2 separate regions of the Mus musculus genome follow, and region 2 is linked to region 1. Evidence: chromatin loops called from intact Hi-C (ENCODE). Cell type or tissue: left cerebral cortex. All regions are shown on one strand. Links, peaks and the distances in the headings refer to the core of each region. The heading gives the core; the rest is flanking DNA.

The links. Hi-C counts contacts between places; a loop is a spot of excess contacts. Peaks named below come from ENCODE experiments on the same cell type or tissue, not always from the same donor. Only the 100,000 strongest peaks of a DNase experiment are listed, where the experiment ranks them.
Region 2: it touches region 1 in a loop (10-fold over the local background); 2 of 42 quality-filtered maps call a loop at or near these places.

Annotation. Positions count from the first base shown.
Region 1 is chr15:51,386,896-51,395,461 of GRCm38, forward strand. It overlaps Gm19303 (predicted gene, 19303), which reads right to left. Exons shown (of 6, transcript NR_045092.1): 1 at 8,500-8,566. Among named protein-coding and RNA genes, the nearest start is that of Gm19303, 4.4 kb to the right of the region's middle. In left cerebral cortex, for the core only: no CTCF peak of the experiment used is centred there; DNase peaks (open chromatin) are centred at 3,676, 4,658, 5,769, 6,006 and 1 more place.
Region 2 is chr15:51,203,389-51,208,388 of GRCm38, forward strand. No RefSeq gene overlaps it. Among named protein-coding and RNA genes, the nearest start is that of Gm34446, 120 kb to the left of the region's middle. In left cerebral cortex, for the core only: no CTCF peak of the experiment used is centred there; DNase peaks (open chromatin) are centred at 167, 2,135, 2,851, 3,541 and 1 more place; H3K27ac peaks cover 2,440 bases.

The sequences.
Region 1 (8,566 bases), core at 1,359-6,358:
TCTCTCTTCCCAGTGATGGCCGACTAGGCCATCTTTTGATACATATGCAGCTAGAGACACGAGCTCCTGGGGGTACTGGTTAGTTCATATTGTTGTTCCACCTATAGGGTTGCAGATCCCTTTAGCTCCTTGGGTACTTTCTCTAGCTCCTCCATTGGGGGCCCTGTGTTCTATCCAATAGCTGACTGTGAGCATCCACTGCTGTGTTTGGCAGGCCCCAGCCAGACCAGGCCTCACAAGAGACAGCTATATCAGGGTCCTTTCAGCAAAATCTTGCTGGTGTATGCAATGGTGTCAGCGTTTGGAGGTTGGTTATGGGATGGATCCCCGAGTATGGCAGTCTCTAGATGGTCCATCCTTTCGTCTCAGCTCCAAACTTTGTCTCTGTAACTCCTTCCATGGGTGTTTTGTTCCCAATTCTAAGAAGGGGCAAAGTGTCCACACTTTGGTCTTCATTCTTTTTGAGTTTCATGTGTTTTGCAAATGCTTTTTAAAAGTGGCAGATTGTCTGGCTGTGGTGGCACACAACTTTAATCCCAGCACTGGAGAAGGAGAGGCAGTTGAGTCTCTAAGTTCATGATCAGCCTGGTATACAGAGCAAGTTCCAAGACAGCCAGAGCTACAAAGAGAAAGCCTGTCTAAAAAAAAAAAAAGTGATGAAATGAACTCATAATAATCCTCTAATAAAGAGGCCCCGGACTTTGTAAAATGTGAAGAAGCACTTGTAAAGGATATGTGATTAGAGACTGCATACATGTTCTCTGTAGAGAAAACCCAACTGTGAAGTTCTAAACAGAATAATAAAATCATATTTCTCCTCAGCATCCTAACCCTATATTTGTCAGAAAAAAAATTGTTTTCAAAATATGTCAACCGTGATCATAAGGGAAAGTTTGCAAATTGTTTGCTTCTAAATCCAATGAAGCAAGTATTTTTAGTAGGGCTCTGTAGACCAGGCTGACCTTGATCTCAGAGATCCCCATACCTCTGTCTCTCCAGTACTGGTATTGAAGTCATGGACCAACACAGCTCAAATTCACCACGTTTTCCAAGTGTTATAAGAGAATCTATTAACATTAAAACTCTTATCAAGGTTTATAGTTTAATAAACATTTCAAATCATAGCTTTCTTTAACCAAAAATTGCATTTTTGGGAAACCCAATGATATATGAATTTTATCTTTTGGGTCTTTCCTAGTCTCTTAATTCCTGGGTACATCATGAACCTCTGGTAGGTGTGTATAAAGAGAGAGGGTACCCACCTTAAAAAAAACTTTGTCCTTTTTTCTAAACTCAACATTGCCATGAAATACTCTCTGTATTTTCAGAGCTTCGCTTTAGGGAAGAAAATAGGTTGTCCGAAGCCACCCACCAGATATTTCAAACCTGGTCAATTGCTCTTTATCTCACCTCATCATCTTTACCAACTTACTAAGTGGTTTTCTAAGTGACTCCATTTCTCTTGCTTTAATCTCTCTCCTTTACCCCAAAGAAAATGTTCTTCTGGTTGCCTGATTTCTGGTGGTCCCAGCTACAGAAGGTGCTCTGCCTGATCTTAGAAGGAGAATTCAAAACTCTTCCAGTGCACACCTACTGAAAAAACACATCCTTCATATGAGACCAATCCTGAGAAAGTTTCCAATGTCTTTTTATACCCATACTTTGAAAAAATTATATGATGAGTTAGGTGTGTATGATATTGTGGTTTCCAGCCATACCTTGACGTGACTCCCTAATGTTTGAAATAATTTCCAAGAGCATAGTTTCATTTACTTTAATCACTGAATAATTCATTCACATACCAAATCACCCAGGAAACAAATAGTACTATTGGTTAGTTGGTTTTCTGAGACAAGGTTTCATGCTGTGGCCTAGGATGGTTCAGTACCACTACTCTCTTGTTACTTTTCTTTTCTCTAAACCATTCTCCATGCTCTGTTATAAGTTCTTGGGTCTTTTTTACTAATTCCTACCATGATAGATAGATAGATAGGTAGATAGATAGATAGATAGATAGATAGATAGATAGATAGATAGATAGATAGATAGATAGATAGCTTATGTAATGTCATTTGTATGCATATTTTTAGGGCTCAGTCTGTGGTATAGGATAACCAATTTACAGGCTTTTTCCTGAGGAAGACAGTTTCTCAGCTTCTCAGCATTTTCCTGTTGCCTTTACTCTGTGTCTTGGCTTGCAGCTTTTGTTCATCCTTGCTAGCATATTTATTGCTGTTATCCTTATTCAGCCCATGTTTAGGCAATCATGTGGGCAAGAATTTATGGGTATACCTTCCGACATTACTAGGAGATACTATATAGCTAAGCCTTTATACAAGTTTCCATTCCTTCCAAGTCCCTAAAATGTATGTGTATTTATACAATGAGAGCTAACTGTCTGTGTAGTTTTGTCTTTGATACTGAGTTATAACCAACTTATTCCATTGAACAAAAAAACATAGACAGACTTATACAGGGACCACGTCAAGGTAGTGGAAACATTGACAGACCACCATACCTGTGCAAATTGGTTAAAGTGGCAGACTACTTCCCATTCTCCATTCCATGCCTCTTTCATACACCGCCTCTTCCTTGGATTTCAGCCCAGTTATTAGTCTCTGACATCATCTTTTTCATTCCCTTTCTTCATTGTTATTCCTTTACCTGTCATATGTTCCAGAATTTGTGTTTTTAAGAGTAGAGAGTTTATTTGTCTCTGTTTATTTTAGAATTCCTTAACACCTAGTCGGAAGCCAGTAATATTTGCTAGATGGAGGGAGGGATACATGGGTCGATAGACCTTGTTCATTATCCTACGCCACCCATTCTTTTTTAAATTACTAAAGTGTTTGATTTAACCTAAGTAATCCTAAAATTAAATAAAAAAATTCCACAAGTTTATTGTCAGTTCAAAGTAAAATAAATCTATCGTATGCAATTATATCTTATCTCTAAAGACGAGTCAAATAAGAATCTGGAAAAATAATAACCAGCCTGATTGAGTTGAATAAATACCAAAATGCACCATTTATGTGAGAATCCTGCTTTCATCTTTATCAGTTGTCCCCTGGATGAAATTATTTTAGGCATCAGGGCTTTGTGAATGTGCCTAGCTGACCCAATAGTTACATAAGTTTGCTCCCTAAATCTTTACATAAAAGATGACTATTTCTAAACTCCATCTGCACATGCTTCAAATGCTATTATATGGATGATCCACAATTATCTCTGAAAAGAAAGAACAAATATTGTAGACTTCTTCACCCCATGGAAGACAGGCTAGATGCAGTCTCTGTAATCTTGAAGAGCGAGTACCTTTTCCAGAATAATCACCAAGGACAGACTTTGATCACCAAGCACCTGTTCATTTCTTTTCTCCATAGTCTCCATCAAGTCAGCCACAAAGCCCATTAGGAATGCAGTTTTGAGTTTGTCTGGATGAAGTGGTTAGTAATTAGTTCCTTTTACATTTGGCAATTGTGTTAACACAACTCAGTAGGTGTCTTGTTAATTTGTTCATTACTAGGTGGATGAAAATGTGCATCTCTTCTGTGAATACCAATTATTCCTAAATGAGGTAATTTTACCAAGACAGTGAAATTTCTTCATTCTTCCCTGGTTTAAGAATATTACTGCCAAGAGTGAACAGTTCCAAACAAAGAAAGCCGTGGGAGGTGGAGAATGGTCCCCTTCCATGGATAGTGATGGGAGGCAACTGAATTATTTTTTGCAATCTTAAAAGGAAGACCATTTCAGAGTGCGTAGGACTTTAGAAAGAAAAGACTGGGCACTTTTGGTGTAGTTATTTCTGCTTCTTATTCAGGTAGCCCTGACTCTATGAATTGTCTTTACAGGATTAAAGATTAAGGAGACATGTAACAAATGGGATCTAAGAAGAAAGGACAGTAATCACACCTTCATCTTCACAATTTGGTCATAGTCCGTGGCATGACACGTTAGTAGACTCAGACTCTCAACATCTTCTAAGAAGAGCTGCCAAGTCACATTCGTATCTTCTGGTCTGTTTTTCTCCCATCTCAATCAAATAGCTACATTAATTTTCAGTTTTCACTTAGTTGAATTTTTGCAGGATTAGCATTGCTATGGGTTAAGGATGGATTAGGGACGTCTCTGAAGAAACGCAGAACAGAATCCATTTGTATTTTTATAAAAATGGAGAGTATTTTTCTCAAATTTGCATCTTTCAATATATCCATAACACGTGTGCAGGCTTCCATTTCTTCCTAGATAAACCATGTTTATACATATTTCTCTGTGTTCATACACATATTCTCTGAACAAAAATGCCAGGGAAAATTGATTTCTACCCTTCAGGCAGCGGACTTGATTCTCAATACAAAATGAAAGGGCTCTAGCTGTCCATTCTGGGGACAGCAGATCCTGAGAGACCCTTTCTCCTACTTTCTTCTTTTTCACAACTACAGAAAAAAAAAATGTTAACTAACCTACTGACAAGCTTTCATGACTACTTTTATGGCCAGTAGAGAAGCAAAGAAAATATAATTGCCTTCATCCCTGGTAACACAGAGAACAGGTTAACCCACTGACAAGCTTTCGTGACTATCTGCAACGCTCTGGAGGAGTAAGGGAGATATGATTGCCTCCATCCCCAGTAGAAGACATGAGTCATGAAATCCCTGAGATGCCTGCTGTGAGTCTTTCTCCCCCTCAGCTACTCCAAATGAGCTTTCACTCTGCTGCCTATGACAGTCTCTGCTCCCTCCACCATGGATAACACTCAATTTCTTTCCAGAGGAGTTAGAGTTTTTTCTTAACTTGGTATTTTATTATGTCTCACATCAAAGAATCACTCTACAGAAATCTCATGTCCTAACTGGCAGATCATTTGTGTGAGCTAGTTTCACTCAATTGAAAATATAGAAGAGAACATGGACGGTATATTATATTCCACATAGATGGTGGTGAGATTAACAGTAGGTTTACTATATAGAAATTTCACAATAACCATTACTACTAATAAGTAGTGAACATTTTAAAAAGAAAACACTAATAAACAGTTGACAGTTCTCAGGTCATCAAGTGCTATCCCAGCTATCTTACTTATATTTTAGAATACCTAACCCCCATTTACAATAACCAGGAGAAATAACCAGGAGAAATTATCTAAAAATGAGGATTCTGAAACACAGAGACATTTGATATGTACAATATTCTATCTCTGTTAGACAACATTGCACTAAGGCCCTGCTTCTTTTAGTATCAATAACATTTGGAGATCAGGATTTGAGTCATATACCTCCCACTGTGTTTAGCAAGAAGTCTTTTTTTTCCAATGAGTGTAGTATCACATCAATCATAGGAATTCATATTTTAGCAGGATATCATGCATTCAGATCCTGTTTGTATAAAATTCCCTAACCCCTTGAAGGCTTCACTTCCTCTTCATTCAATGGATATAATCACAACACTCCCTCTAAAGGGTTGGGGGCCTCATGGTTAGCACAGGGTTTACTCTCTAGAAAAGATTCAGTAGCAACTAGTTCAATAGTAACCTGGAACATAAGAGTAGAAGAGCAGTAGCTATTTGCAGGAGAAATAAAATACTCTGTGCGTGAATTTTTAAAAGATGGGATTCTTTTGTTTCATTACTTCCTTCTCAGACCAAACTAGAAACAAAAGCCCACTCATCCATTCTAAGTGTTCACACAGCATGGCTGTCAGCTCATAAATCTTGGTTGTCTGTTCACACCTTAAGAGCAATAGAAGGAACATTGAGCAGGAGGTGTCTTATTCCACAGGGCACTGCTAAAAGCAGGACTGAAATAATCTGTACTTTTTCAGTCTGAGACCTGATGGATAGGCTCCTTGGCTTAAACGTGGAATGGGGATGCATAAGGGGGGGGAAACAGGTCTCCAAGTCAAAGTCTTTACAATGTCATACACCACAGATGTAGGAAATCTGCGGAGCCCAATGAAATGGGGACACCTGAGTTAAAGACAGGCTCTGGGAGACATCAACTCAGTATGTTTTCCATGCTGGATGAGAGCCAAGTCCCTGAGAGATTCTGCTGTCATTTCTTTTCACAGCCACTGGCAAACAAGTGTAAAATGTAGCAAGCTAAAGAGACAGGCATGGTGGCAGGGACTTAACAGCAAAGTTAAGTAGATGAGACAGAAATGTGCTTCAGCACCCAAGAGAGCTCAAATATGGAAGAGAGGGAGCAGAGGCCAAAGTACACCGAGGCCTGTAACACTTAGCCATGGCACAGCCTTCCAATGAAAGAAGTATGCACTGCAAGGCAGCAGTGAGTGGGATGGGAGCCATGTGGGGCTGCTGCATCAATCTCTCTTGGGTCCCTTCCCATTTTACCATACTGGAAGCCTGCAGCTGGGCCTGAATATAAACGCTACTTCTTCAGAGGAGCATATGTAGAATGTAACGAATTAATGCTAACACATTCATTCAATTTCTATTTATTGACATGTCATTTTTCATCTTGACGTTTTTATCCCCAAAAGGGCTGTTTCATCAGACATGGAAGAAGAACATCAACAAAGGACGATGTCTTTATGATGCTTTTTGGTTCACTCCATAGCTCTTCCAAGACCAAAGACTACAAGGAGGGTTTTACCCAGATGGCTTCAGAGACAATGTGGTCCCACCACAGAAGTCTTTTCTCATGGTGCATGGCATCTGGTCTTATAGGATGGTAGTGGCAGGGGGTGAGGGAGTAAGGGGTGGGGGCATCTTTGCGGTAGGTAAGAAGATTTCTTTTGCAAAACCACCATATGACACAGTCTTAAAGGGAATCATCTGTCTTTGCCAAGATTCGACCAAAACTTCAAGGGAATTTGAATTTCCTTACTATGGATTTAAAGACCTCCAAAGAGGGAAGCCCAGATTTGGAAAGAACAAAGGAGCCAAGGAAAACTTCACAGAGACTTCAACCGGATCAAACCTTAGCGCTTAGAGTTGTCTATTGTCACCTGAACAGTCTTGACTATTAATTTCCAAACCATAAAATACCCATGTCAGGATCTGTGTTAATTTTTCTAGGTTTTGAAGCACTCTGAGAAGATGAGTAGGTGTGCCTGCGGCCCTTCTGTGAGTCACTGCCAATCTAAAACTTAAAACTCTGAGCTCCAGACTTGCAGCTCTGACCTCACACCTTCAGGATCAGTCTTCTTAGATCCACCAGACAATGCCTTCAAAGATTTTATGGCAATTAGAGTAGGAACACTGTCTCCTATTAGGACACACCCACCAGATTCTCCTTCTGGACCTTGGCATGGTTGTTGCCAGTGAGCACAGAGCAGGAGACAGAATTAGTGCTTGAAGTCGTCCAATCTCTAGGCAGACTTCTTAATGGCAGAGATCGGGCCTTATAAGGAGAAAAGTCTGGAGATGGGAATCCTCCCTCGGACATAGCTTAGGAGGAAAGTTAGGGTGTGGGGGAGCAGAGAAGCAAGCAGCTCATCCTTTTGCTCTTTAACTTGAAACTGACCTTAACTGAGTTAAACTAATATCATGCCACAACATTGTTTCTAACACGGCAAACCACCGTTCATCTGTTAATTCTTTTTCTGCTTTGCAAATGTATACTATATATTAAGGAGCTCTTACATAGATAAAAATAGAACTCAGAGATTTCTGCTTCATTTGCTGCCCTCTGCCAGGTAGGTAGTGGCAACGACATTCACAGACATTTTCCTGTACTCTACACTAGTTAGGTTTTAAGGGCGGAGGCAGAGATGGTCACAGACATTATTTCAGACCTAGCACCAGCGTTCACATAGGTGAAAATAAATTCAATTGTAAAGAAAGGTAGGTGTGCACTAATGATGGATCAGGCAAAATGTTATTTTGTTTTTGCTAGGTCAGGGGAATAGGCGGGCAGATGTTCCCTCCAAAATATTAAAGGCGAAAGCTGGGCGGTGGTTGCGCATGCCTTTAATCCCAGCACTCGGGAGGCAGAGGCAGGGGGATTTCTGAGTTTGAGGCCAGCCTGGTCTACAAAGTGAATTCCAGGACAGCCAGGGCTATACAGAGAAACACTATCTCGAAAAAAGAAAGAAAGAAAGAAAGAAAGAAAGAAAGAAAGAAAGAAAGAAAGAAAGAAAGGGAAAGGGAAAGGGAAAGGGAAAGGGAAAGGGAAAGGGAAAGGGAAAGGGAAAGGGAAAGGGAAAGGGAAAGGGAAAGGGAAAGGGAAAGGGAAAGGGAAAGGGAAAGGAAAGGAAAGGAAAGAAGAAAACTGTCAAATTGCACTCACTGACCAGGTTCTCTTCCAAAAAGACCTTATTTACCATCACTCTTCTTTACCTAGTCATTTATTGGTTCAACTCACCAGACCATGTGCACTGGCTTTTCAGGCAAGAGCTGTGCTTTGTACGCTCCAGAGAGCTTCTACAGTTCTCCAGCCTTCCTCAGATCTGTGCAGAAAGCACAGGTGGAAGCCTCCCTGCATTCATCAGGCACAGCATCGGAGCTGCTGTTAGGTTGAACCATCCCAGCCTCACCTTACACGGGGTTCTCTCCTATCTGAAGACTGAATAGGGGCTTCATAGGCTCCTGAACGTGCAGTGC
Region 2 (5,000 bases), core at 1-5,000, 180 kb before region 1:
CATTTATTTATCTTCTTGTGAAACGAGTGCCTCTTTCAGTCACAGATGTAGGATTTTGTTGGAAGATCCTCAAATTTTATATTTAAAATTTATATTAAAAAAATCATTTTCTTTCCTTAGCAACTAGCAATGTTGAAAAGAGCCAGCCGTCCTCTGGCTCAGATCCACATTACCCATTTGAGAACATCAATGTTGGAAGCAATGGCAGTATCTGAGCAGATGTAGTTAGACTGTGTCCACAGACTCACAGTGAAGGGGTCACCTTCTTTCTTTGCCCATGCTGGCCAGCATGAGCTTCTTCCATATAGTAAAAGACTACCACCACCACCACACACACACATGCACATACATGCATACACACACACATGCACATACATGCACACACACACACACATGCACATACATGCACACACACACACATACATACTCACACACGTGCACATATGCATACCAATCTGGCTAAAAGTCTATTTCAAAAAGAGGCATTATTTTTAATTTGTTGTATGTTATAATATGTTTAATGTGTTGTATGTTATAACTGTACTTCCATACACATCTAAAAATGATAACTTTTATAGGTGAATCTTATCTTTCCAGAGTGTTCTTTCTAAAATAGTTCCTCTCTTTTGGATGATGCTCTTCTCTTGAACGTGTTATGAAATATTGTATGTTCAGAACTACATCCATATACAGTGTGGTAAAAAGTTGTCTGCCCATGTCCATTAAGTTTCCTTTAGTAATCAAGTACAAGAGAAGCCTGAAGTAAGCAGCCCTTCTCTCTGGGTATTCAATTTCATTTCTGGGTTCCTTTCATTCTTAGTAAGGTTTCAAGTATTTACTGTAATGTTCTCCACCACAACACATAAGAGAGGAGAAGTAGGCCTTTTATTTTCCTCTTCTCTGTTTTCTTACCATACTTTTGTGATTACATCATAATTCTAGCTATCGTTAGCATACATTTTGAATGTACAAATTGATGCTTTGCTTGCTCTTTCTCTGGAGTTTTTTCATCTATATTAAACATAACTATGTCTAAAACAAGTCTAATAAATCCTTAAAGTATCAAATTGGAACCAATAAAGACAAATCTGGGGAAATTATGTAGGTGTGGTTCTTGTCTAACCTACCGTCATTATGTTAAATCATGATGTCTGAAGCATCTGGTTGAATTTATATATTAAACATAAATTTTCTAAGTGACACTTTTACTAATACAATATGATTTTACTCTTCTGAACTTCCAGTCTTGTTTCATTAGAATGATATAAATAGCTATACTAGAAACTCACAAAAATTTTCATCAGATTTAAGGTTTATGGAACATGTCACCTAAAAGATGTAAAACCTATATAGCTCTCTTTTCTATTCCTTCCTTCCTTCCTTCCTTCCTTCCTTCCTTCCTTCCTTCCCTCCTTCCTTCCTACCTTCCACCCTTCCTCCCTCCCTCCCTCCCTCCCTCCCTCCCTCCCTCCCTCTTTCTTTCTTTCTTTCTTTCTTTCTTTCTTTCTTTCTTTCTTTCTTCTTTCTTGTTTCTTTGTGCTTTTTATATCAAAATAAAAAAGGCTTACAATGACTGGAAATGGAGTGCAGAATTGAAAGGGGCTATATTAAAAATATACACTTAAACAAAAATCACCTTATATTTTGTGCATATGACTGCCTTTTTTGTATTAAATTGTTGAGAGGGCTCAGTATACTCCAGGATTAGAATAATCCTGTGTTAAAAATAATTTCTGTATTTTCTCATTTAGCTAATATTAATTCATCTAATAAATTATGTGTATAATTTTACCCATGATCCTGCAAGTGACCTAAATTCAACTGGCCATGACAATGGGCATGTTGAACAGTCACAAAGAAGATTTGACAAGGAAGTAGCTATTGAGAGTACAGAATGGATGTACCGACAGGAGAGCGGTCACTATTGTGGTCATTACTGGCTTACTATTAGTGTGTTTTTTTTATGGTTCCAACTGACTTCTACAGATGTGTTTTAATGCAGAGTCAGAAGACTACTATCTGAACATGTGCCTTGCACACCATACTACAAAAGCATGAAAGAGAAGAAAAGAATGATCCATGTAGTAGAGAAAAGTACCAGCTTCATTTGCTGAAAATCCTATGAAATCCGTATAAACCTTCTTAGCAAAGGCTGTGTGGCACAGACTGCTGATGGAGCGAACATCGGGGTCCAGACTGGGTGGAGGGTATAAAGGCAGAGGAAGCTTTATATTCTTCATCAAGATGAAGCCTGTGGGAAATGTCAACTATTACAAAATGGGGAAGGTTTTAAAAAACCCTATCTTACCCGTGGTCCTTAAGGATAGGAACTATAATTATCGTAGGCACAATTTTAAAAATGAACTTTGACTCATTTGTCTCCATAGCAAAGTTCATCCTCCTGCATGAAGCAATCACTATGCATTTGTTAGGAGAATATTTCCTATTCAATTCAAACTTTACAATTGAATTAACAACAGCAATTGAAAAATAACCAGCAACTTTTTTCCCTTCCTTTTCTGCTCTTCCTCAATCGGCCTTTCCCTCTCTTGCCTTGGTTATGTAACTAGATCTTGACTAATTCTCTGAGTGAAAAAATAAAAAAGCTCACTCAATCACAGGCTAGCTGTATTATCATTTAAAATAATAAGAGCGCAGTAGTTCGAACAACATAAAGTATTTATTCTTAGTCATTTATCATTTTCACAGTTCTGCAGACAATGAGACCTACTTTTAACAATCTGCTTCTCTGGGCTACCATAGTCCTTTGTGTCCACCCTTAACATAAATACTAAAAGGATCAGACAGGCTGCTCAAATCAGAGGAGATTTAAAGCAATGTAGACGGAACCCTGAAAAGGAAACCACAACCTCCACACCCGCCCACCTGTGTTTCAGCTGCAAAGCTTCCAAGAAGAAAATTAACAGAGAAAAAGAGACTAGAAGTGAAATGGAAAATGAAGAGAGCAGTCTATGGAATTACTCTCTGAATCAGAAATGGAATACCCCCTCAACTCCTGGGTCAAGGTTCTGCTGCAAAGTTAGATTGTTTCCTGGTGCAGCTTTTTTTTTTTTTTTTATGAATCAAACTGAGGGGAAAAAAATCTAAAAAATAAAATCAGGCTAGGAAAAACAATCAAAGACTTACGGATTTTGTCACATGAGGGAAAAAACCTGCTGATATCCAGATTGTTCCATTGGTAGCTTCCACCCCCTCAGAAGAATCAATTGTTTAACGCATGAGCTCTGTCAATTCAGTAGACTTTCTAATCTGCTAGATTGTAAACCTCTTCAAAATGAATTATAATAAAACAATAGCAAGAAAAAAAAAGCATTAACATTTCAGCAGTGCAATTTCTTAGTCCAGATGGGAAACCACTTGAGCTTAAAATGGACTGTAATGAATAAGGGGGAAAATATAAAACCTTGTGTATATTCAATTCATAACCAAGATTTCCTGATGTGTGCTTCCTTTTAATGTTTCCAAATTTTACGTTTGACTATAAGACATTGCAGTTGAACGGTGGAGACTTCCATTAACCTACATACAAATGCACAGGCTAAATCACAGTGTGAAGTTATTTCTGGAATCTTCCATGTGGCTAAATGCTCAGAGAGAACTCCCAGGCTTCCTTAAAAAAAAAAATCAAGCCTCTGTCCTTCAAGGCAGTTGTTGACTTATACCCTGTCTTTCAGGTTCTTCAGGGACAACAATGCTCTCAACAACTTATGCAGTTCATTGCCCAATAATTTCTTTGGCACTTTTAGATTAAACTATACCCCCAAACCTTCCTTAACTGACTGGCAGTCTGGAAGAATCCGTTCTGGGGTTTATAAGTTGTATGCTAATCTTTCTTTTTTAATGTGAATGCTAACTGCTTTTGAAGATAATGAGATAATTTTAGACCTAAAGAAGCTTGTCAGTACAGAAATTTTCCACATACCTTTCATAATTTATTTGAACTTTAACAGCTTTCCATGAATATTCCTGTTCTTTTCTACAGTCTAATCCAGAAATTCTGCATCACATGAAAGTGTCTTGCCCTCCTCCCTCCATGCCTCCTCCCTTTTTTCATCATCCCCTCTCCCTCCTATGTTCATTCTTCTCTTGTTTCCTTCTTTCTATTCCACCTCTGGTGCTTGGTATCCTAAGATGCTCCAAGATTATTCCAAATCTTAGAATCAACCAGTTCTCCAAATAACACATTTTTCTTTATAAGAGACTGATATTGACAAACCATGACTTGGACATTAGGTATACCTTACTGCTTCTGGCTATTGCCAATTCTTCTTATTCTTCTTTGTGGATAGAGCTAAGGCCCCACTTGTTACTAACTTCAGTCTACTCAAACAATTCCACAACTCCAACCCAGAACCATGGGGCTCCTTTAAGCATTTACTATTCCCTACTCCTTGAAATGTGTGACCTGCACACCTTTCTCATCTACAACATGTCCATCTTCTTGATATGAAGGTTTACATATGTTTGTCCAACAGAAAAACACACACTTCTGAAAAGTGTTTAGAGCTACATCTCCACTTGGAGAGTTCTACTCCAAACAGTTGTGAACACCACAGACATAAATGTATAGTTTCATCAGCACAGGTTTGGTTTATGATTCTCTATAGTGTTAAGAGTTGTCACATATCATATGAATACAACCTCACCTTTAGTAGCCTTCCATATCTGTCTTCTTTCATCTAGCAGTAAACATTTAGAGTTCATTCTGTTCCCATATGCCCCAGTAAGCAACCTGTTTCTTTCCCTTGTTGAATACTGCTCCATTTTACAAATGAACCACACAGTTCCCCCTCATTAACAATTTCATGACACTTGCATTGCTTCTTATATATAATTAAAACACTGTAAGTAGAACCTGTATGTGTATACACATAAAAGTTTTTGCATGAGTAAAACTTTCATTTCCCAGGACTATACGCCCAGAGGAACAATGCTTAGAATATTTTATAAGAACATTTAATTTAATGTTTTAAGAAACT